2 separate regions of the Homo sapiens genome follow, and region 2 is linked to region 1. The links are chromatin loops, found by intact Hi-C in ENCODE. Cell type or tissue: breast epithelium. All regions are shown on one strand. Each heading gives the region's core, and the rest is flanking DNA. Links, peaks and the distances in the headings are about the cores only.

The links. Hi-C counts contacts between places; a loop is a spot of excess contacts. Peaks named below come from ENCODE experiments on the same cell type or tissue, not always from the same donor. Only the 100,000 strongest peaks of a DNase experiment are listed, where the experiment ranks them.
Region 2: it touches region 1 in a loop (17-fold over the local background); 1 of 110 quality-filtered maps calls a loop at or near these places.

Annotation. Positions count from the first base shown.
Region 1 is chr19:3,792,328-3,804,458 of GRCh38, reverse strand. It overlaps ZFR2 (zinc finger RNA binding protein 2), which reads left to right. Exons shown (of 19, transcript NM_015174.2): 19 at 1-435. It also overlaps a transcript of MATK not described here. Among named protein-coding and RNA genes, the nearest start is that of MATK, 12 kb to the right of the region's middle. In breast epithelium, for the core only: no CTCF peak of the experiment used is centred there; a DNase peak (open chromatin) is centred at 2,938; H3K4me3 peaks cover 1,121 bases; H3K27me3 peaks cover 2,850 bases.
Region 2 is chr19:3,722,166-3,734,296 of GRCh38, reverse strand. TJP3 (tight junction protein 3) reads right to left here. Exons shown (of 21, transcript NM_001267560.2): 2 at 5,817-5,873; 3 at 5,584-5,693; 4 at 4,167-4,269; 5 at 3,591-3,942; 6 at 2,259-2,362; 7 at 385-544. The coding sequence starts at 5,864. Among named protein-coding and RNA genes, the nearest start is that of TJP3, 20 kb to the right of the region's middle. In breast epithelium, for the core only: no CTCF peak of the experiment used is centred there; no DNase peak of the experiment used is centred there; H3K27ac peaks cover 830 bases.

The DNA of each region.
Region 1 (12,131 bases), core at 175-5,174:
GCTTCCGTCCTTCCTTCCTCCCTCTCTCCCTGATGTAGGCCTTGGCTGGCCCTGAGGCAGGGGGTCCCCAATCCCCCCTTGTGGTAGCAGGGCCCGGGACCCGTGCCTGGGGGACCCGGGGAGGGGCCGCCGTCTTGTGGATGCTGGCCATGGTGGGCAGGCGCCTCCTGGCACTGATGGATGTGGGGGCACCCCCTTCTGAGTCCCCACCCCAACCTGTTCAAACCTTCCGCTTGGTCAGTTTTTTTTTCTTTGGCCAGCTGCCCAGTGGCATTGAATGAGAAAAGTCCACCTTTGGGCAGATGTGATCTCCAGCCAGTGGCTCAGTTTTGTTTCTCTGTGTTTGAAGGACAGCCTGCATGTGGCTCTGTCTGAATGTCTTTGTAGAGCTACCTGGAAATTGGGAGGCAGGGGGAATAAAGGAAATCATTTGTCTTTTGTGTGAGCCGTGCCGTCCTTCCTGCGGGGTGCAGGTGACCCCAAATGCTGGGCTCTTCACCTCCTTCTCAGGGTCCCGGGTGGGGGTCTCCCAGAAACCCTGCAGCCCAAATGTGGACTGGGAGGGGCCCAAGGGGCTGGCACTGCTCAGTGGCTGCTCCCCAAGGTGTGGGCATCCTCAGGCTGTCCCCTCACAAGGGTCCCCTGGGAACACAGACACACCGGCTGAGAATCATTCATCTCAACGCCTCCCATAACCCAGCTCTCTGCCTCGGTCCTTGAGGGTTCCCCTGGCCCCATCCTAGAGACACACAGTGAGATGCTCTGGAGGCTCCCCGAGGGCTTCCTGGAGGAGGAGGCAACTACGCTGAGTTTGGGAGAGATGCCTCTGCCCACAGAGTGCTTCCCCCGCCACATTCCCAAACCCTCAGAAGGCGGGCGGAGGGTGTTCAGATGCTGAGACCTGGTCACAGTGGAAGAGTTTCGTGACAGTTTCCAGCCCACAGGGCTTCCCTGGCAGTGTTTGGGACGGGGGGCAGGCGGGGAGCAGAGTGGGGAGGAGGCAGATGCAGGGTGGGGGAGGAGGCAGATGCAGGGTGGGGGCGGCGGGACGGGAGTGGCAGGGGCTGGGTGTGCAGGGACCGCTGTTTCAGGCCCAGGCCAAAGGAGGGGGGTGGGGAGCCACCGAGGGGTCCCCTTCTAGCAGGGATTATCTGTCAGCAACAGGAATTGCTGGTTAAGCCTCCCCGGAGGGCAGGCGGCCTCTAGGCCACCGTCCTCCTCCACCTCACACCCTCTCTCCTGCTTTCCACTCTATCCCAGATTTCTTGGGAACTTCACTCCCTTGCTACACACTCCGTCCACACACAGCCCCTCTCTCCGTCAGCATCGCGGCAGCAGCACCGCCATTTGCCCAGGGCTCAAGGTGACAGCCAGCACAACCAGGGAGGCCTCCTGGATTCCTCTGTGCTCCCGGCCAATCCATGAGGATGTCTTGTCAATTCCAGTTCCACCTTTTTTTTTTTTTTTTTTTTTTGAGACAGGGTCTCTGTCTCCCAGGCTGGAGTGCAGCAGCTCGATCTCAGCTCACTGCAACCTCGCCTCCTGAGTTCCAGTGATTATTCCACCTCAGCCACCCGAGTAGCTGGGACTACAGGCCTACATCACCACGCCCAGCTAATTTTTTGTATTTTTAGTAGAGACGGGGTTTCACCATGTTGGCCAGGCTGGTCTCAAACTCCTGACCTCAGGTGATCCGCCCACCTCAGCCTCCCAAAGTGCTGGGATTATAGGCGTGAGCCACCGCGCCTGGCCTATTCCTTGACTTTAAACCATGCATCTTTGAAACGATTTGGTATCTGTCTTCCCCTTGAGAATGTGAACTCTCTGCCTGTCAGGAAGCCTCTCACCATCAATTGGATCACCACTGTATTCCCAGATCTCGGGCAGGCCAGGTGGACGCTAGCAACTGAGTCGGTCTCAGTGCTCAGAGCCACGCTCTGACACCAGAGGACGTGTCTCTTTCTGGTGGTTATGAGAATACCATTTGTCGGCCGGGTGCAGTGGCATGTGCCTGTAATCCCAGCACTTTGGGAGGCCAAGGCGAGCGGATCACTTGAGGTCAGGAGTTCGAGACCAGCCTGGCCCACGTGGTGAAACCCTGTCTCTACTAAAAATACCAAAAATTAGTTGGGTGTGGTGGCGGGCACCTGTAATCCCAGCTACTTGGAAGGCTGAGGCAGGAGAATCGCTTGAACCCGGGAGGCAGAAGTTGTGGTGAACTGAGATCACGCCATTGCACTCCAGCCTGGGCAACAGGAGCAAAACTCTGTCTCAGAAAGACAGAGAACACCATTTGTCTCTGTCTCGTTACCGGTGAGGGACTCCAGCCAAGGCTGTGGGGACAGAGGGAAGGGACAGGGGAAGGGGCACACCCTGGCAGGCCTGGCGATCACAGCAGCCCCTGGTGGGAGGCACCTCGTCCCCTGCTGTGAACCCCAGGCGGTACCTGCAGCCCCGCTTCCTTCCTTATGCCCCGGGAGAGGCGGCTCTCGGAAGCCTCCCACCCACAGTTCCCGTTCCCATCCCTGGCTCCCGGGGAAGGCAAACAGGATTCCTGCCACCAGGTGGGTGAAAACCAGCCCGGCTGACAAAGAGTTAAGTCGGCCCTCCTAGCAACTCCAAAAAACCAAGTTTAGGCGGCGCGACAGCAAAATCAAGCAGTTGGTTAGCGAAGGGATTCGGTGCAGATGGATGGACCGTCTGGGCTGCGGAGTCCACGGGCCTGAAACGCGGTCGCTCCTGACCCGTCCTCCGCAACCCTCGTCCCACCAGGCCGCGGTTCCCGGAGCAGGCCGGCGGGTGGCAGGAAGACACCAGGCTGCAGGGGGCTGGAGAAGCAACACCCCTCTCCCTCCCCGCCAGAGAACTGGAGCGCGGGGACCTCGGTTGCGGATGCTAGCTGCGAGCCGGGTTGCTAGGCGACATCGGTGAGTGTAGGCGGGATGTACCGGGCGTGTGGGCAGGGCTGGAACCCAATCCGGCAGGCGGGACTGGAAAGACAAAAACGGAAGGGCAGGCTGTCACCTGCATCTGCAAGGTCACGGACAGGAGCGAGAGGCGGCCGCTAAGATGCCCTGAGTCCCCCGGCCCAGTCACAGTCAGCCTTGCAGGCAGCATCTCCCTGGCCAGGCTCGGGGGTCGTTTGGGAAAAGATTGTTGCCCGTCTTGTCCCGGGATGCCTCCCTAGTTTAGCTTCTGGGACTGAGAAGGTGTCTCAGGTGATCGGATTAAGACCCGCTTTCCTGGTTAAGGTGGAGAAGCCACCTCTGGGTAGAAAACGGTCACTCCCAAATTTTGCAAACGAAATGCATTAGGAAGCATCGGCCGGGCGCGGTGGCTCACGCCTGTCATCCCAACACTTTGAGAGGCCGAGGCGGGCGGATTACTTGAGGTCAGGAGTTCGAAACCCCGTCTGTACTAAAAATACAAAAATCAGCCGGGCGTGGTGGTGGGCACCTGTAATCCCAGCTACTCAGGAGGCTGAGGCAGGAGAATCGCTTGAACCTGGAGACCAAGGTTGTAGTGAGCCGAGATTGCGCCACTGCACTCCAGCGTGGATGACAGAGCGACACTCTGTCTCAAAAATACATAAATAAATAAAAATAAAAAATGATTAAGATGGCAAATTTTGTTACATGTGTTTTTCCACATAAATGTTTTTACTCATGAATTGGGTTTTTCCCATTATGAAAAACTTGGACAATCCAGAAAAATGGAAGAAGGAAAACAAAACAATCACAAAACAACCACAAAATTATCAGCTACTGTGAACACTCCATTTCCCTTCTGCTTTCTTTTCCTTTTTTTTTCTGAAGACGGAGTTTTGCTCCCGTTGCCCAGGCTGGAGTGCAGTGGCGCAATCTCGGCTCACCACAACCTCCGCCTCCTGGGTTCAGGCGATTCTCCTGCCTCAGCCTCCTGAGTAGCTGGGATTACAGGCACCTGCCACCACGCCCAGCTAATTTTTGCATTTTTAGTAGAGATGGGGTTTCACCACGTTGGTCAGGCTGGTCTCAAACTCCTGACCTCAGATGATTCGCCCTCCTCGGCCTCCCAAAGTGCTTGGCCTCCCAAAGTGCTGGGACTACAGGGCTGAGCCACCACGCCCGGCCATCCTGCTCTCTATTCTTTAATGCCCTGTTGTTTATGGGTGGGTCATTTTTACCATCTTGCTTCCTGCTTTTCTTCACTTGGTATTATAACGACATTGATTCATCACCTATTTACTGTGTGCTTATTATCTAATTTAATTCTTCTCATGACCCTACAAGACACATTTTATTTTTCTTTTTTCCTTTTTTTCTTTTTTTTTTTTTTGAGACGGAGTCTCGCTCTGTTGCCCAGGCTGGAGCGCAGTGGCACAATCTCGGCTCACTGCAGGCTCCGCCTCCCGGGTTCACGCCATTCTCCTGCCTCAGCCTCCCGAGTAGCTGGGACTACAGGCGCCTGCAACCACACCCAGCTAATTTTTTGTATTTTTAGTAGAGACGGGGTTTCACCGTGTCAGCCAGGATGGTCTCGATCTCTTGACCTCGTGATCCTCCCGCCTCAGCCTCCCAAAGTGCTGGGATTACAGGCGTGAGCCACCGCGCCCGGCTGACACATCTTATTTTTCTTTGAGACAAGGTCTCGCTCTGTCACCCAGGCTCAAGTGCAATGGTGTGATCTCAGCTCACTGCAACCTCTGCCTCCTGGGTTCAAGTGATTCTCCTGCCTCAGCCTCCCAAGTAGCTGGGACCACAGGCGCCCACCACCACACCCAGCTAATTTTTTTGTATTTTAGCAGAGATGGGGTTTCACTGCGTTGCCCAGACTGGTCTCGAACTCCTGACCCCAGGTGATCCACCTGCCTCAGCCTCCCAAAGTGCTGGGATTACAGGCGTGAGCCACCACACCCGGCCTCAACTCCTGTTCTTTCAGTTGCTCATTAATTCCGTCTGTGTGTTGAACACCTGTGATGTGTGCTGGGCCTTCATTCATGTGGTTTCCCTATTTCTCCCATTGAGGATGTTGACATTTATTCCATAGACAATCAGCAAACACTCACTGCCTTCCTTGGGACACCCAAGGATGAGCCAGAAGCCGTCACTTCACGCAGTGAGGGTGACTCTGGGCTCTAGTCACAGCGTGGCCCTTTAACTTATCAGCTATGGAGTGTGGGGACAGCTCATGTTACCGCCTTAAGCTTCCATAAAATTGGGGTCAAACTGGTAGTCCCCAACTGTGCAGAGAGCTGTGAGGAGAATTCAGTAAGAAAATGCATTTTAAAATGCTTGCTGCACAGAAAGGTTCAGGCACAGGGACCCAGGCGCCATGGAGGGCAGGGATGAGGGGCTGTGCAAATGGGCTATTAAGGCCAAGTGCAGTGGCTCATGCTTGTAATCCCAGCACTTTGGGAGACTAAGGCGGGAGGATCACTTGAGCCCAGGAGTTTGAGACCAGCCTGGGCAACATACCAAGACCCCATCTCTGAAAAAAAAAAAAAAATAGCCAGGTATGATGATGCATGCCTATAGTCCCAGCTACTTGAGAGGCTGAGGCAGGAGGATCACTTGAGCCCTGGAGGTTGAGGCTGCAGTGACCTATGATCACGCCACTGCACTCCATCCTGTACGACAGAGTGAGACCCTGCCTTAAAAAAAAAACAGGCCGGGCACGGTGGCTCACGCCTGTAATCCCAGCACTTTGGGAGGCTGAGGCAGGTGCATCACCTGAGGTCAGGAGTTCAGGACCAGCCTGACCAACATGGTGAAATCCCGTCTCTACCAAAAAAAAAAAAAATTAGCCAGGCTTGGTGGCACATGCCTGTAATCCCAGCCTTGGGAGGCTGAGGCAGGAGAATCACTTGAACCTGGGAAGCAGAGATTGCAGTGAACTGACACTGTGCCATTGCACTCCAGCCTGGGCAATAAGAGCAAAACTCTGTCTCAAAAAAATAAAAAAAATAAAAAATCCAGGCCATTAAAGTCACAACCCCAGATGTCTAACCTCTTGTGGCTTCTAGAACGCTGGATGCCAGGCTATGAGAAAAGCCTTCCAGATGCTGCCAATGTTTCGGGATTCCTGCCCAGTGACCCCCACCCCCACCCGCCAACCACCCCACAGTGAGGCCGCCCTGTGGTGAGGAGGCTTCCGTCAGCTCTGTAGCACTCCATCATAATTGTTAGTCAACAGAGAGACCAAAACCCACAAAGAGAAAAGAAAAGTAACCTGAAGGAGAGACAAAGAGGGCAGAAGAAAACAGTTCTAGAAAAATCCTTATGTTCCTGATTCAAACACAGAACAGAAAAAAACAAAACCTGTATGCATCTTATCCTCGGAGAGCTCATAGAGGATATAACAGCCAGGAAACAAGTATAAGTTTGCCTTTATTTATTTACTTATTTATTTATTATTTATTTTTATTTTTTATTTTTTGAGATGGAGTCTCCCTCTGTCACCCAGGCTGGAGTACAGTGATGTGTTCTTGGCTCACTGCAAACTTCACCTCCCAGGTTCAAGCGATTCTCCTCCTTTAGCCTCCCAAGTAGCTGGGATTATAGGCATGAGCCACCATGCCCGGCTAATTTTTGTATATTTAGTAGAGATGGGGTTTCACCATGTTGGCCAGCCTGGTCTCGAACTCCTGACCTCTGGTGACCCATCAGCCTCAGACTCCTAAAGTGCTGGGATTACAGGTGTGAGCCACTGCACTGGGCCAAGAAATTCTTTTATTTATTTACATATTATTTGGAGATTGGGGTCTCACTATGTTGCCCAGGCTGGTCTCAAACTCCTGAGCTCCGTGAGCCACCACACACAGCCAAGTTTGTCCTTTAAAGAGGAACGGTAAAAGAACCAGAAAGAGCTCTTGGAAATTAAAACTCTGACAGTCACTGGGTGTGGTGGTGCATGCCTGTAATCCCAACACTCCAGGAGGCTGAGGCAGGCAGATTGTTTGAGCTCAGGAGTTTGAAACCAGCCTGGGAAACATAGTGAGACTAAAAATCAAAAAAATTAGCCAGCATGGTGGCAGGCACCTGTAGTCCCAGCTACTTGGGAGGCTGAGGCAGGAGGATCACTTGAGCCCAGGAGGTCGAGGCTGCAGTGGGCTGTGATTGCACCACTGCACTCCAGCCTGAGCAACAGAGTGAGACCCTGTCTCAAAAAAAAAAAAAAATTAATAGTCAAAATTAAAATGTCAATAGAAGGGTTGGAAGAAAAAGTAGAAAGTGGGGGGGTGGGGGGGAAGGTAGGCAAGAAAATGAAAACATCAATCCAAGAAGTCCACCCTATGACAATAACGTGTTCCACAAACACGCCAGAGAAACCAAAGTGGAAGAAATCACCAATGATATCATTCAAGAAAGTTTGCCAGGAAGAGAACACAGGAAAGAGCCCACCAAGTACTCAGCACAATGGTTGAAAACAGACCCACACCAAACCCACCACTGTGAAAGTGCAGGATGTAGGGAACAAGAAGATTCTACAAGCTTCCAGAAAGAGAGAGAGAGAGACAGAAATTAACCATGGGACAGGCAAAGTATGAGGAAACAGGACAACTTCTGATCATTCAGCTGCCCAAGACTAGAAGCTGGAAAACATTGGGCAAAAGAAAAGTATCCACCTACAATACTGTCAGCCAAACCTCTAATTACCCAGGAGAGTAGGAGGAAAACACTTTCTCTGGAAACCCTAGGGGGAGCACATTCCTAAAACAAGGGACCAAACCAAGAAACAGGGAGACCCACACCCAAGAAACAGGAGCTATATCTAAGAATCCCCTTGTGCCGAAGAAGAGAGGGGCCAGGATCACAGCTGGGCAGTAGGAGAAAGTCCTGAGTGGAGATGTCAGTTCTGGTGGAGAGGCTGGGGGAAAGAGTCACAGACACATAAAACCAAGGCGATGACTAACTCCAGGGAAATAAAAAAGCAGGTCCCAGAAAATAATGTTCTTAGTATACATTGCTCCACTGTCAATAATATTTATATTAATATATATACTATAAGCACTGAATTTTCATTTAAGCAAAAATTGTGATTTAACTGTTGGGGGAGCAGAATGCCTAAGAGAGCTAAATCTTGACCTTCTGGAATAGGAAGTCAATGGACAACATCCAACTGATAAATCAAGGGATGTGTAAAACACATTACTTGGAACTATGGAGGTAAATACCTGAAAACAGCAACAGCAACCCCTGAGGAGTGGGACATTATATTGCTTTGTCTTCAGCACACAGTAAAACACCCTATAAATATCAGCTGCTATTCATACCAACAAGAATATACTTACCCTTGAGAGGCTCATTGCTGAGTTGAGGAGCTTTATTTATATATTTTGAGTTTTATTTTTTTAAACACTTCTTGAGAGCTTATTACATGCCATGAGTATCAGCACATTTAATTTAACAGATTGAAAAATACAGCTGGTGGCTCACACGTGTAATCCCAGCACTTTGGGAGGCCGAGGCAAGCAGATCACTTGAGGTCAGGAGTTCGAGACCAGCCTGGCCAACATGGTGAAACCTCATCTCTACTAAAAATACAAAAATTAGCCAGGCGTGATGGCGCGTGCCTGTAATCCTAGCTATTCAAGAGGCTGAGGCAGGAGAATAGCTTGAACCTGGGAGGCGGAGGATGCAGTGAGCCAAGATCACGCCTCTGCACTCCAGCCTGGACGAAACAGTGAGATTCCATCTCAAAAAAAAAAAAAAAAAAAAAAAAAAAAGCACCTACTTATGAGAAAATAAAGACTGTGAGAAGGCAGCGGAGAGCAAACTACAGTCTGAGGGCCAAGTCCAACCTGCCATCTGTATCCGCACAACTCCTCCAGCTAAAATCGTTTTTTTACATTTGTAAATAGTTGGAGGAAAATGGAATCAATATTATATGACATATGAAAAGTCATATGAGGCCGGGCATGGTGGCTCATATCTGTAATCCCAGCACTTTGGGAGGCCAAAGTGGGCAGATCATCTAAGGTCAGGAGTTCAAGACCAGCCTGGCCAACATGAAACCCATCTCTACTAAAATACAAAAATTAGCCGGGTGTGGTGGCACATGCCTGTAATCCCAGCTACTTGGGAGGTTGAGACATGAGAATTGCTTGAACCCAGGAGGCAGAAGTTGCAGTGAGCCGAGATCACGTTAATGCATTCCAGCCTGGGTAACAGAGTGAGACTCTGTCTCAAAAAAAAAAAAAAGGCCAGGCTTGGTGGCTCACGCCCATAATCCTAGCACTTTGGGAGGCCGAGGTGGGCGGATCACGAGGTCAGGAGATCGAGACCATCCTGGCTAACACGATGAAATCCCTTCTCTACTAAAAATGCAAAAAATTAGGCGGGTGTGGTGGCGGGCGCCTGTAGTCCCAGCTACATGGGAGACTGAGGCAGGACAATGGTGTGAACCTGGGAGGTGGAGCGTGCAGTGAGCCAAGATCACGCCACTGCACTCCAGCCTGGGCAACAGAGCGAGACTCCAGCTCAAAAAAAAAAAAAAAAAAAAGCAAAAGAAAAGAAAAGTAATATGAAAGTCAAATGTCCATGTCCATAAATAAAGTTTTATTGGAATGCAGCCACGGTCTTTGGCTTCTGTGTTATCTATGGTGTCCCTGAAATGGCAGAGCTGAGTAGTTGGGACAGAGACCAGCATGCCCTTTAGAGAGACAGTTTGCTGGGCCCTGAGTTAGAGCATGAGGTCATGAGAGGATGAAGAGGGATCCTGGAGGAGAGACTTAGGGGCTGCTCTTGAGTAGACATGACTGGTTTATTCCGGAATAATGTGTATCTCCTGTTCTCCTTACTTGATCTTTTCTTTTCTTTTTTTGAGACAGGGTCTTGCTCTGTTGCCCAGGCTGGAGTGCAGTAGCATAATCATAGCTGACTGCAGCCTCAACCTCCTGGGCTCAAGTGATCCTCCTGCCTCAGCTTCCTGAGTGGCTGGGACTACAGGCATACACCACCACACCCAGCTAGTTTATTTTATTTTTTGTAGAGACAGGGTCTCACTATGTTGGCCAGACTGGTCTCCAATGGCAGGGCTCAAGCAATCCTCCCACCTCAGCCTCCCAAAGTGCTGGGATTGCAAGCGTGAGCCTTCATGCCTGGCCTCCTTCCTCAGACTTTACCCTCTCATCTGCTTCTGTAAGGGCCTTTTATGTGCCAGGCTCCAGACCTAAATGGTTGCCGGGCCCAGGGCTGGTCGTTACCCTCATTAGGAAGATATATTCTGTCGTGGGAAGCAAGGATGGAGGGAGATTGACAATGACGAGTGAGACAGGATAACAGGTGGGGATTCCGGCTTTGACAATAGAGAGTAACTAAGGGTGACCACTGTGGGGTGGCCAGGGAGGGTCTCTTGGAGAAGCTGAAAGTGCAGAGAAGTAGCTGGCCTTGAGAAGAGCTGGGGGAAGGATGTAGTACTAGGAGATAGGAAGAGCATGTGCAAAGGTCCTGTGGCTGCCCCATGCCTGAGCTTTTGGGAGACAAGGGAGAAGCTGGGAGCAGAGAGGTGACAGCCACTGGACCGCAGAGGTGACAAAGCACCGGGAGGCACACTGAGCTTAGTGGGAACCATGGGAAGCTTTTATTTTATTTATTTTTTATTTATTTATTTTGACAGTCTCACTCTATCACCCAGGCTGGAATGCAGTGGCCTGATCTCAGCTCATTGCAACCTCCACCTCCCAGGTTTAAGTGATTCTCCTGCCTCAGCTTCCCGAGTAGCTGGGATTATAGGCACATGCCACCACGCCCAGCTAATTTTTTTTTTTTTTCTTGAGATGGAGTCTCCACTCTGTCGCCCAGGCTGGAGTGCAGTGGCGTGATCTCCGCTCAGTGCAAGCTCTGCCTCCCGGGTTCACGCCATTCTCCTGCCTCAGCCTCCCGAGTAGCTGGGACTACAGGCACCCGCCACCACACCTGGCTAATTTTTATATTTTTAGTAGAGACGGGGTTTCACCATGTTAGCCAGAATGATCTCGATCTCCTGACCTCGTGATCCACCCTCCTCAGCCTCCCAAAGTGCTGGGATTATAGGCATGAGCCACCGCACCTGGCCTAATTTTTGTATTTTTTTAGTAGAGACGGGATTTCACCATGTTGGTCAGACTGGTCTCGAACTCCTGACCTCAGATGATCCACCAGCCTCGGCCTCCCAAAGAGCTGGGATTACAGGCGTGAGCCACCACGCCCAGCCGGGAAGCTTTTAAGGCCGGATGTGACACAGACCCAGTTTCCACGGATGAAACCTGCAAGTGTGGCTGGAAAACAACCTGTCCGGCTGCGTCTTAAGGACGAGGAAGACGGGGCAAGGGTTTTCCAGCAAAGACGCCCAAAGCAGCTCGCCCCAAGAGGCCCTTCGTTCAAGGAATCGAGAATGGCCGGGCAGACAGCGACTGGTTGCAGAATGAGTGATGCAGCGTTCTTCCTCGAAAGAGCCAGCGTTCCTCCCCTCAATCCCGGAGTCCCCTGGCTGGGGGGAGGAAGCTAAATTTAAAGGTTTGCTAACTGGGGCAGTGTGATCTAACTGCAGATTCCAGCCGAGGACGGCTAGGCCGGGGACGGCTTCCATGGAGGCCATGGCGGCTCAGGTGTCCCCATGTCTGGCTGCAGTGGCCTCCCCACCCCGGCCTGTCCTCCAGGTTCAGAAAGTTCAATTGTGAGGCTGGAAACGGTGGCTCACGCCTGTAATCCCAGCACTTTGGGAGGCCGAGGTGGGTGGATCACCTGAGGTCAGGAGTTCAAGACCAGCCTGGCCAACATGGTGAAACCCCATCTCTACTAAAAATACAAAAATTAGCCGGGCATGGTGGCTGGCAGGTACCTGTAATACCACCTACTCGGGAGGCTGAGGCAGGAGAATCGCTTGAACCCAGGAGGCAGAGGTTGCAGTGAGCTGAGATCGCACCACTGCACTCCAGCCTGGGTGACAGAGCGAGACTCCATCTCAAAAAAAAAAAAAAAAAAAAAGAGTTGGAAATTCATGTGCTGAAAAAGGCTGAACAAGAGGCAGGAGCCCAGTCCCTAACACTGCCCAGCATTGCCTGCCTCAGTCACGATGCCTTTCTATCAATTTCAAGCCTCTAGCGTTTGAAGTTCTCCATCCCAGCCAGCCAATCCCAACCCTGACTGATAAATTTTGTAAAGTATCTG
Region 2 (12,131 bases), core at 3,133-8,132, 73 kb after region 1:
TGGTCACGCCTTCTGGACTGGACCCATTTTACAGAGGGGTATATCAACACCCCTCTAAACAAAGGGCCCTAGACCAAAGTCAGAAGCTCAGTTAGAAGATTCGGCTCTGGAGCTGGGCACGGTGGCTCACGCCTATAATCCCAGCTACTCAGGAGGCCAAGGCACGAGAATCGCTCGAACCCAGGAGGCAGAGAATCGCTTGAACCCAGTGAGCCGAGATCGCCCCCCTGAACTCTTGACTTGCTGTGTGGCCTTCAGCAAGTTCCTGTCACTCTCTGAGCCTCTAGGGACCAGGCTCATTGATTCCTTGGCCCTGCCTGGGGCTTCCCACCTTCCCTGCCATCCATTCAACCCCCTCCCAGGTCCTAACCTCTAGGTCCTCACCCTCCAATGGCGAGCTGTCGCTGTCACTGACAGCAGGCGGAATGTTCACCAGGAACTGCCCACGATCTCTCAGCACCAGCAGGCTTAGCTTCCCTTCTGACTTCTCAATCAGTCGCCGGGTGTCGTTCAGTGACAGGTTCTGGCTAGACACCCCGTTGATCTGAAAGGGACCAGGAATGAAAGAGCGGAAGTGAGTTAATGAGAGATGGGAGACAGTAGAAACAGCCTGGTGTGGGGGAACTTGAAACAGACAATTCCCCCAGAGGTTGCTAAAAACAGCCACTCCCTAAGGAAAGTGTTGAATTGGATTCCTGCTGTGAGTGGAGACCACACCAAGAACTGAGCACCGAATTCTAGAAACAGAAAATGTTCTAAGAGGGGTGGGAGACACTGGGGAAAATGAGAAACAGGTTGACTCTCCTTTCTTACCAAAAGTGGAAATGTCTCAGGGGATACTAGGAACAGATGTGAGGGTGACATTATAAACAACTCTAACTGGAGAAGAGGGAGTATCAGATACTTAAAAGATACTAGAAACACACAATCTTCTGGGAGATAACTAGAAACAGATATCTAGAGTGGGGCGCGGTGGCTCACGCCTGTAATGCCAGCACTTTGGGAGGCAGAGGCAGACAGATCAGTTGAGGTCAGGAGTTCAAGACCAGCCTGGCCATCATGGTGAAACCCTGTCTCTACTAAAAATACAAAAATTAGCAGGGCGTGGTGGTGGGCGCCTGTGGTCCCAGCTACTCAGGAGACTGAGACAGGAGAATCACTTGAACCCGGGAGGTGGAGGTTGCAGTGAGCCAAGATCCCGCCACTGCACTCCAGCCTGGGTGACAGAGCGACACTCCATATCAAAAAGAAAGAAAAGAAAAGAAAAAAGAGAAGAGAAAAGAAAAGAGAAAAGAAAACAGTCATCTAGAGGTAGATTAGAAACACACAATTCCTAGAAAGAACTTAATGTCGGCCGGGTGTGGTGGCTCATGCCTGTAATCCCAGCACTTTGGGAGGCCGAGGCGGATGGATCACCTGAGGTCGGGAGTTCGAGACCAGCCTGACCAAGATGGAGAAACCCCGTCTCTACTAAAAATACAAAAAATTAGCAAGGTGTGGTGGTGCACGCCTGTAATCCCAGCACGTTGGGAGGCCGAGCGGGGGGGATCACCTGAGGTCAGGAGTTCGAGACCAGCCTGGCCAACATGGAGAAACCCGTCTTTTCTAAAAATACAAACATTAGCTGGGTGTGGTGGCGGGCACCTGTAATCCCAGCTACTCGGGAGGCTAAGGCAGGAGAATCACCTGAACCTGGGAGGCGGAGGTTGCAGTGAGCCGAGATTGCGCCACTGCACTCCAGCCTGGGTGACAGAGCGAGACTCTGTCTGAAAAAAAAAAAAAGAAACAGATAACTTTTTGAAGACACTGGAAATAATCAGCTGAAAGCAATTTGGAAATCAAACACTAGGAGTCACTAGAAACAGACTTTCAGGGGAAGAATCCAGAAAGATACCATCCTTTAGGGCAGGGCAGCTCCCCTAAACCTGGTGACTGGGTCATTAGCATCCAGTCACCTAGGGTAGGTCCAGGAGTCAGCTGCCCACATGAGTCTCTGATGCACATCAAAGCTAGAGGGTATTAGAAACAGACAACCCCATGGGGATACTAGAAACCGACATTTGGCTGTGGATTAGTAGTAGCTGGGGAAAAAGGGGGTTTTATGCCTGGCCATCTGCAACCTTTGAGATACAAGCAACAACACTGAAGGTAAATGCTTTGGGGCCCAGTTCTGCTGTCCTTGCTGTATGACTCCGTGGGACTGCCCGCCCCAACCCTGCCTTGTCTCCCTGCTCTCAGGACAAGAAGCCCGGCCTCACCTGTAGAATGAGATCTCCTTCCTGCAGCCCACGGTGCCGGGCAGCCAGGCCCGAATCTGTAATGTGCTTGATGAAGATCTGACTGCCCAGCTTGACGCCAAACTCTGTAAGGGGGGAGGAGGGAAACTGAGGCAGGACTCTGGAGACGGGTGCCTGGGAGCATTCTCCTGCTGTAAGCAGTCCAGGTGCGGGCCCTCCCATCCTAACACCTTGATGGCATCATAAGGAGAACAGTGATGTCGCCCGTAGGACCCGAGATCTGATTGTGTCAATGACATCTCCACGGGGCGGGGACACCAGGTCACCGTGCCACTCGTGATGTTGCCATGCACAGGCTAAGGGCATTCTATTGCTCATAACATCATCATTGTTTCAATTTTTATTTTTTATTTTTTAATTTTTTTCGAGAAGGAGTCTCACTCCTATCGCCGGGGCTGGAGTGCAGTGGCAAAATCTCAGGTCACTGCAACCTCTACCTCCCGGGTTTAAGCAATTCTCGTGCCTCAGCCTCCCAGGTAGCTGGGATTACAGGTGCACACCACCACGCCTGGCTAATTTTTGTATTTCTAGTAGAGATGGGGTTTCATCATAGTGGTCAGGCTGGTCTAGAACTACTGGCCTCAAGTGATCTGCCTGCCTTGGCCTCCCAAAGTGCTGGGATTACAGGCATCAGCCACCACACTCAGCCAGGCCTCCTCTTATAAGGACCCTGTGGTGACACTGGGCCCCCCAGATCATCCAGGATCACCTCTGAGCTCAGGGTCCTTCACTCCATCCCATCTGCTGAGTCCCTCTTGCTAAGTGAGGTGGCCTAAACAGAGGTCCCGGGGATCAGCGCGGGGACATGTTGATAAAATGGTTCTGGGCCCCAAGTGGCTGACAGGTGATATGGCTCAACCTAGCCCAGAATTAGGGACCACCAGGTTCAGAGAGAAAGAGCTAGAGAGAATATATGAAATACAGACAGGCAGAAAGGGACAGAAAAGCAGAAAGTGGGGATTTGTGGTGGGGGGAGCGAGGAGCAAGAAGATGCCAGGTGTAGTTGTAGCTTCCAGGCTGGGCGCGGTGGCTCACGCCCACAATCCCAGCAAGCACTATGGGAGGCCGAGGTGGGTGAATCACCTGAGGTCAAGAATTCGAAACCATCCTTGCCAACATGGTGAAGCCCCATCTCTACCAAAAGTACAAAAATTAGCCAGGCATGGTGGCGGGCGCCTGGAGTCCCAGCCACCAGGGAGGCTGAGGCAGGAGAATCACTTGAAACCGTCGCCCATCCGACCACGGTGCCCTGTGTCCAGTACTGATCGTGTCCGACCTCCCGCCTCTTCTGACCTTCGCTGTCTCTCCTCTTCACCAGCACTGACTTCACAGGCTTCATCTGCACGTCCTGCCGTGGCAGCCGCTTAAAGCCGGACACCAGGGCCAGCCCGTTGGCCTCAGAGCCACCACCTGGGCTCCTACGCCCATGGCTGCCGGCCCGGCCCCGGCGACCAGGCCTCGGCCGGCGGGAGCGCTCGTCCCAGGAGCGGCCGGAGCCACTGGATGAGTCGCCGTCATAGCCCCGGCCCTGGTCCACCTCCTCCACCCGCTGGGGCCCATCGTCTTCATCCGAGTCCTGGCGCCCTGGGCTGGAGGGGCTGGCTTTGGTGGCGGGCAGGTGGATCCTCCGGGGACGTTTCACTGTCTGTTAGAGGAGGGGACAGGAAGGGTCAGCTACAGGCAAGGGCTGGGGGAGGCTCTGCTCAGCCCCCGGGTGGCCCTGGGGGACACCAGTCTCTCTCTGGGCCTCAATGTCCAAACTGTAAGATGAGAAGATGACTCCTTGCTCTCAGAAGCTTACAACCCCCACAGCGGCACGACCCAGGCTGGGGTCAGAGATGCTGGCCATGCCAGGGGCTGCCTACTCACGATGTTGGCCATCTTGGTGCAGGTCTTGAGTATCTGAATGGCAAACGCGGAGGTGGCATTCTCCATGGAAACCCCGTTCACCATGACGATGTGGTCGCCTGTCCTGAGAGAGGAGGGCGGGTCTTACGGAGGAGGCTTTGCAGGGGAGACCCTCGTAACAAGCCCTCCCTGGGGAGGGGGTGCCCCTGGAACCTCCAGATCTACAAGGCCTGGTTCTAATTCATTGGTGTCCCTAGGTTCACAAAGACATTTATCCTTCTGGGCCTCCGTTTTCTCACCTGTAAAATGGAGCCAATTGTAGAACCTACTATAATCATAGAGTGGAAGCTACATTTTTTTTTTTTTTTTTGAGACAGAGTCTCACTCTGTTGCCCAGGCTGGATTGCAGTAGCATGATCTCAACTCACTGCAACCTCCACCTCCTCGTTTCAAACGATCCTTCTGCCTCAGCCTCCCTAGTAGCTGGGACTACAGGTGCCCGCCACCACACCCGTCTAATTTTTGTATTTGTTAGTAGAGATGGGGTTTCACCATGTTGGCCAGGCTGGTTTTGAACTCCTGACCTCAGGTAATCCGCCCACCTCGGCCTCCCAAAGTGCTGGGATTGCAGGTGTGAGCCACTGCACCCGGCCTTGAAGCTACAGCTACACCTGGCATCTTCTCACTCCTCGCTCCCCACACCACAAATCCCCACTTTCTGCTTTTCTTTCCCTCTCTTCCTGTCTGTATTTCATATTTTCTTTCTAGCTCTTTCTCTCTGAACCTGGTGGTCCCTAATTCTGGGCTGGGCTGAGCCATATCACCTGTCAGCCACTTGGGGCCCAGAACCATTTTAACAACATAATTCCAAGAAGCATCAAACCCTCAAACACTCGATGGTTTCCAGGACTTTATGTTCCAAAAGGGCTCTGGGGCCACTATGACCCCAAGAATTCCTGTGAAGGACCAGGAAGTACCTTAGGGAAGTGAGGCCCAAGTCTCTGACACTGTCCTACTGCCAAGTCCGAGCCCTGTGTTGACAGAGCTGGAAAGTGCCAGGCTCACAAAGGTTTCTCCTCACCTCACTTACTTTCTTTTTGAGACAGAGTCTCACTCTGTCACCCAGGCTGGAGTGCAGTGGCGCAATCTTGGCTCACCGCAACCTCTGCCTCCCGGGTTCAAGCAAGTCTCCTGCCTCAGCCTCCCGAGTAGCTGGGATTACAGGAACACGCTACCACATCCCGCTAATTTTTGTAATTTTAGTAGAGACGGGGTTTCACCATGTTGGCCAGGCTGGTCTCAAACTCCTGAACTCAGGTGATCCGCCCACTTCAGCCTCGCAAAGTGCTGGGATGACGGGTGTGAGTCACTGTGCCTGGCCTGGTTTCTCCTCTCCACGTGCCCTCCCCCGCCAGAACCCAGCTGCCTGGATACTCACTGTAGCCTGCCCTCCGCCGGCCCTCCAGGTACCACGTCAGATACAACCATGGATCCACCGGGCCGGTCTCGGCCTCCAGAGATCGCAATGCCAAAGCCCCGGCGGGGGTCCTGAGAGAGGATGAGGGGAAGGAAGAGCTGCTGTTTCCCCCAGGGTAAAGGGTCTCCCCTCTATTGAGCTGGGCCTAAGCCGCCATACTCTCTGGCACCCAGACAGGGAGAGGGAGGCCTCACCTTGGACAGTGTGGCCGTGTGCTGTTCCCAGATGGTCAGCTCCTCCATGTCAGCCACCTGGTCGAGGGGAGCGGGGAAGATGGGCATGAGGCCACACAGGTTCATCTGAGCACTTGGGGGTCCCCAGCTCAGGGTGGGGAGTCCAGCTCTGACAGGCCTGTGTTTGGAGCCTGTGACAAGTTACTACCTCTCTCAGGGCCTCAGGTTTTTTTGTTTGTTTTTTTGTTTTGTTTCATTTTTTGAGACAGAGTCTGGCTCTGTCGCCCAGGCTGGAGTGCAGTGGCACGATCTCAGCTCACTGCAACCTCCACCTCCCGGGTTCAAGCGATTCTCCTGCCTCAGCCTCCCAGGTAGCTGGGATTACAGGGGTGCACCACCACACCTGGCTAATCTTTATATTTTTAATAGAGATAGGGTTTCACCACATTGGCCAGACTGGCCTTTAACTTCTGGCCTCAAGTGATCCACCCACCTCGGCCTCCCAAAGTGCTGGGATTACAGGGGTGAGTCACTGTGCCCAGCCTTGTTTTGTTTTTTTTGAGGCGGAGTCTCATTCTGTTGCCCAGGCTGGAGTGCAGTGGCACAATCTCTGCTCACTGCAGTCTCTGCCTCCCAAGTTCAAGTGATTCTCCTGCCTCAGCCTCCTGAGTAGCTGGCTGCCTACTGGCCTCCTGAGTAGCTGGGCTCCTGAGTAGCTGGGCACCTACAGGTGCCCACCACCACGCCAGGCTAATTTTTCTATTTTTAGTAGAGACGGGATTTCACCATGTTGGCCAGGCTGGTCTCAAACTCCTGACCTCAACTGATCCACCCACAGAGGGCAGAGATTTTTGTCTTTGTCCAAAACTGAGCCCTCAGTTCCCTGCCTAGAACAGCGCCTGAGTTGCAGCAGGGATTCAAGAAGGATTTGCTGAATGAATTAATGAGTGAATGAATGAAACACTTCCTTTGTGCCAGGTGCTTTACATGTACTATCTCTTTTTTTTTTTTTTTTTTTGAGACAGAGTTTCGCTCTTGTTGCCCAGGCTGGAGTGCAATGGCGTGATCTTGGCTCACTGCAACCTCCGCCTTCCAGGTTCAAGTGATTCTCCTGCCTCAGCATCCCAAGTATCTGGGACTACAGGCATGTGCCACCATGCCCAGCTAATTTTTTTGAATTTTTAGTAGAGACGGGGTTTCACTATGTTGGCCAGGCTGGTCTCGAACTCCTGATCTTGTGATCCACCCCCTTGGCCTTCCAAAGTGCTGGGATTACAGGCATGAGCCACCGCGCCCAGCCTTACATGTACTATCTCATTTAATACATTCATCAAAGGTGCATTCAATTATCCCCATGTTACAGATGAGGAAACTGAGGCACAGAGCCATGAAGTCCCCCCTCCCACACTTTTTTTTTTTTAGACAGGGTCTCTGTCACTCAGGCTGGAGTGCAGTGGTGTGATCACGGTTCAATGCAGCCTCGAACTCCCAGGCTCAAGTGATCCTCCCACCTCTGCCTCCCAAGTAACTGGGACCACAGGCACACATCACGATGCCCGGCTAATTTTTTTTATTGTTTGTAGAGATGGAGTCTCTCTGTGTTGCCAAGGCTGGTCTCAAACTCCTAGGCTCAAGTGATTCTCCAGCCTTGGCCTCCCAAAGTGCTGGGATTACAAGTGTGAGCCATTATGGCTCACTGCAGCCTCGAACTCCTGGCTTCAAGCAATCCTCCTGCCCCAGCCTCCTGAGTAACTGGGACTATAGGTGCATACCATCATGCCCAGCTAATTTTTTAACTTCTATTTTTATAGAGACAGGAGGGTCTTGCTGTGTTGCCCAGACTCTTCTTGAACTCCTGGGCTCAAATGATCCTCCCACCTGGGCTTTCCCACTTAGAAAAAAAAAAAACAAAAAAAACTCTGTTGCTGAGGCTGGAGTGCAATGGTGCCAACTTGGCTCACTGCAACCTCTGCCTCCTAGTTTCAAGCGATTCTCCTGCCTCAGCCTCCCAAGTAGCTGGGATCACAGGTGTCTACCACCATGCCCAGCTAATTTTTGTATTTTTAATAGAGACGGGGGTCTCACCATGTTGGCCAGGCTGATCTTGAACTCCTGACTTCAAGTGATCCGCCCGCCTTGGCCTCCCAAAGTGCTGGGATTACAGGCGTGAGCCTCCACACCAGGCAGATTCTGTTATTTTCATGTCCATGGCATGAATGAGAACACCAGACTCAGGTGCAAGGTCACCTGGCCACGCCTCCACCCTCCCTTCCCTCCTGCCAGCACGCACCATGCCCTGCTCCCCAGGCAGGGGACAGGTGGAGGGAGTGGGGAGGGAGTTTGTAGAAGTGACTCCTCCTCCTCCCCGGGGCGGGTTTTCTAGGCTTGGCACAGCGGGTGTGTGATTCCCTCTGCCCAGGCACCCCCCATTGGTGCGCTCCAGTGCCTTTTCTTATAAGCTCCAGCGTCTCTAGCGAGGCCAGCATTCCTGATCTCCAGGAGTGGGAAGGCGGGTGGAGGGGAGAGAAACAGAGCAGAGGGCAGGGCTCTGCAGTTCTGAAGGAGCCAGGGCAGCGCTCAGGACTGGACTCAAATCCCAAGTCTGCCCACCCGTGCTAGCTATGGCGGGGCCTCTCCCAGCCTCAGTCTCCCCATCTGTGAAATGGCACTGCTGCCCTGTCTTGCAGGGATGTGGTTTGGGAAAAGGGTACAGATTCAATGCCTGAAAAGCAAAAAGCAGAAGGAGCCTTGGGGAGGTGGTGGCCAAATAATGACTTTCTCCTTGTGTAGTTTTTTTTTTTTTTTTTGAGATGGGGTTTTTTGCTCTTGTTGCCCAGGCTGGAGTGCAATGGCGTAGTCTCGGCTCACTGCAACCTCCACCTCCTGGGTTCAAGTTATTCTCCTGACTCAGCCTCCCGAGTAGCTGGGATTATAGGCACCCACAACCACAGCCAGCTACTTTTTGTATTTTTAGTAGAGACGGGGTTTCACCATGTTGGTCAGGCTGTCTTGAACCTGGCTGCAAGCAGGCGCTTGATGTGGACCCATTCATTTCATCCTCAGAGTGACCTTAGGAAGTGGCACAGTTATTATTCCTACTTTAGAGGTGAGATTAAAAGGGGCCTAGAGAGGTTCAGTAACTTGCCTGAGGTCACGCAGCACAGTGGTGAACTTGGCAGCCTGCCCTGTTCTCTGGCTCTTTTTTGGTTGGTTGGTTGGTTGATTGGTTGTTTGGTTTTTGAGACGGGGTTTCACTCTGTTGCCCAGGCTGGAGTGCAGTGGCTCAATCACAGCTCACTGCAGCCTTGAACTCCCAGGCCCAAGGGATCCTCCTGCTTCAGCCTCCCAGGTAGCTGGGACCACAGGCATGCACCACCACACACAGCATATTTTTTTGTTTTTTTGTAGAGATGGGGTTTTGCTATGTTGACCAAGCTGGTCTCAAATTCCTGGGCCCAAGCGATCCTCCCACCTCAGCCTCCTAAAGTGTTGGAATTACAGGCGTGAGCCACCGCACCCAGCCTCACTCTTGCTCTTAACCACCAGGCTACAGTGGCTTTCTGATTATTTACTCTTTTTCTTCTGAGCTTATTTTTCAAAACTGCATCTTTTTTTTTTTTAACCTGCTTTGATGTTATACTTTGTGTCATTAAATGGCCCCAGGGCCGGGCACGGTGGATTCTGCCTATAATCTCAGCACTTTGGGAGACCGAGGCAAGAGGATTGCTTGAGCCCAGGAGTTCAAGACCAACCTGAGCAACATAGTGAGACCCTCATCTCTACAAAAAAATACAAAAATTAGCCGGGCATGGTGGCATGCACCTGTGGTCCCAGCTCCTCGAGAGGCTGAGGCAGAAGGATCACCTGAGCCCAGGAGGTCGAGGCTGCAGTGAATTGTGATCGTGCCTCTGCACTCCAGCCTGGGCGACAGAGCAAGACCCTGTCTCAAAAAAAATTTTTAAATGGCCCCAAGGAATTTGTATTTCCTGACTTTAAGAGACAGCCCTGCCCGGGCACAGTGGCTCATGCCTGTAATCCCAGCACTTTGGGAGGCTGAGGCAGGCAGACCACAAGGTCAGGAGATCGAGACTATCCTGGCTAACATGGTGAAACCCCGTCTCTACTAAAAATACAAAAAATTAGCAGGGCGTGGTGGCCGGCGCCTGTAGTCCCAGCTACTCAGGAGGCTGAGGCAGGAGAATGGCGTGAACCTGGGAGGCGGAGCTTGCAGTGAGCCAAGATTGTGCCACTGCACTCCAGCCTGGGCGACAGAGGGAAACTCCGTCTCAAAAAAAAAAAAGAGACAGCCCCAGGGAACCAGGGCCCCCGAACCCAGAGTGGGAGAGGGGCGAGGGAGTCCAGGTGGTCCAGGCTTGTCCCAGCTTGTGCGGGTTCGTCTCCATGGAAACCAGAAGCTTTGTCTAAACCCTCCAGAGCTCCACAGTGCCTGAGGGATTAAGCCTAACCTCACAGCCCACCTCATCTTAGTTCACCTCCAAACCTTTACCCCATCTGTCCCCTGAATCTGGGACATGTTTCACGGGATTCCTGCCTGGCTGGCCCCTGCCACTGAGGTCTAGGCTCAAATGCCACCTCCTCAGGAAGTCCTCCCTGACCACCTAGCTAACCAGTCTTCTCTGATCCCCTATCACTCCTGCCTATTTTATTATTTTATATATATATATATATATATTTTTTTTTTTTCTTTTGAGACAGAGTGTCACTCTGTCACCCAGGCTGGAGTGTAGTGACACAATCTCAGCTCACTGCAACCTCCGCCTCCTGGGTTCCAGCAATTCTCGTGCCTCAGCCTCCCAAGTAGCTAGAATTACAGGCGTCCAACCACCACGCCCGGCTAATTTTTGTATTTTTAGTAGAGGTGGGGGTTCACCATGTTGGCCAGGCTGGGCTCAAACTGCTGACCTCAGGTGATCCACCTCCCTCAGCCTCCCAAAGTGCTGGGATTACAGGAGTGAGCCACCACGCCCAGCCTGTTTTATTATTTTTTATTCAAGGCATCTAAAAATCATCTTTATTCTCTTTAACCATCGGTTAGTATGTTTCTGGTCTTTCCTCTTAGGCTGTGAAAGGAGACATGTCTGTCTCTCTGGCTACTTAAGGCCCAGGTGATTGGCCATCAGCCTCCTTTCCAGGCCTTGAGTGCTGGTACTGGACTCCCTGGCAAACTCCTATTCATCCTTCACAGCCCCAGCCTCTTCCTCCGTACGCATATCATACATCCTTCCCTCTGGCCCAAATGTGATGATTGGGGTGTGGGATGTCAGAGTGGATTTGTCCACCTTACACCTTCCCCCTCAGTCTGAGCGCTCCCGATGGGCAGGGATGGGCCCCTGGGACCCCATAGGACCAGGCCCCCTTAGGGAAGAGTTTGAGGAATGAGTGAATGGTTGAGTAAAACACACTGTGGCCAGGTGCTCAACAGGTGTGTCCTGAGTTCCCAGCCCTGCCCCTGTCCAGGTGAACTCTGAGAGGGTGGGGCTTGGGTCTTTGTCCCCGCCCCCCGCCCAGGGCTGGACACAAACACCGAACAAGAGGCCCGCCCAGAGGGGACGGGGCCGGTACCAAGTCACACCGCCCCCGGGTACGGGGCTCCCGGGCCGCCGTCCCCTGTGCCCCCCCCCCCCGCCACCCCATCTCCAGGAACAATGGCAGAGAGGGCGGTTTCAGCGAACAAATACACCGATTGGGGAGGGGATTCTGAGAGCTGTGCCTGGAGGCAAGGAAGAAGTCAGCGGGAACCAGAAGTGCCGGGTCCTGAAGCTTGGGGCGGAGTGGCCTGGGTCTGGCCGCATACCGCTGCAGTCCCAGTCTACCCTGGCTGGTGGGTCTGAAGAAACCAGCCCAGGCTCCATGCCTGGAGGGTGAAATCCCTCCGGAGACAAGGATCGCCCCCCGCCCCGCCCCCGCCACGGCGCACCCCAGCCGGCTTGCTCACCCCACCCCTGCCTCTGCCTGGTAATGCCTGTTAATAGCTTTGTACACAGTAGGCACCCAATAAATGCTGGTGCTCCCTCGTGCAGCCTTGTAGGAGGTGAATGTTCACCAAAGCCACCCCAGCCCCCAAATGAAGTCACTGCCCACCGTGCCACCGCGGGCGCCCAAGCTCAGCCGGCTGCACGCCCCCAGCAAAGGGGGATGAACATCTTTTCTGCCCACCTACGATGCGCCAAGCTCTTAAAACACATTTTTCTCTCTGTTTAAAATGCCGATCACCCATTTTTCGGATGAGGGAAGGAGAGGGTTCACTCACTGGCCCCACGTTACACACAGCATAGTGGACAGAAAATTCGGGATTTGAACCCAGCCCTGCGGTAT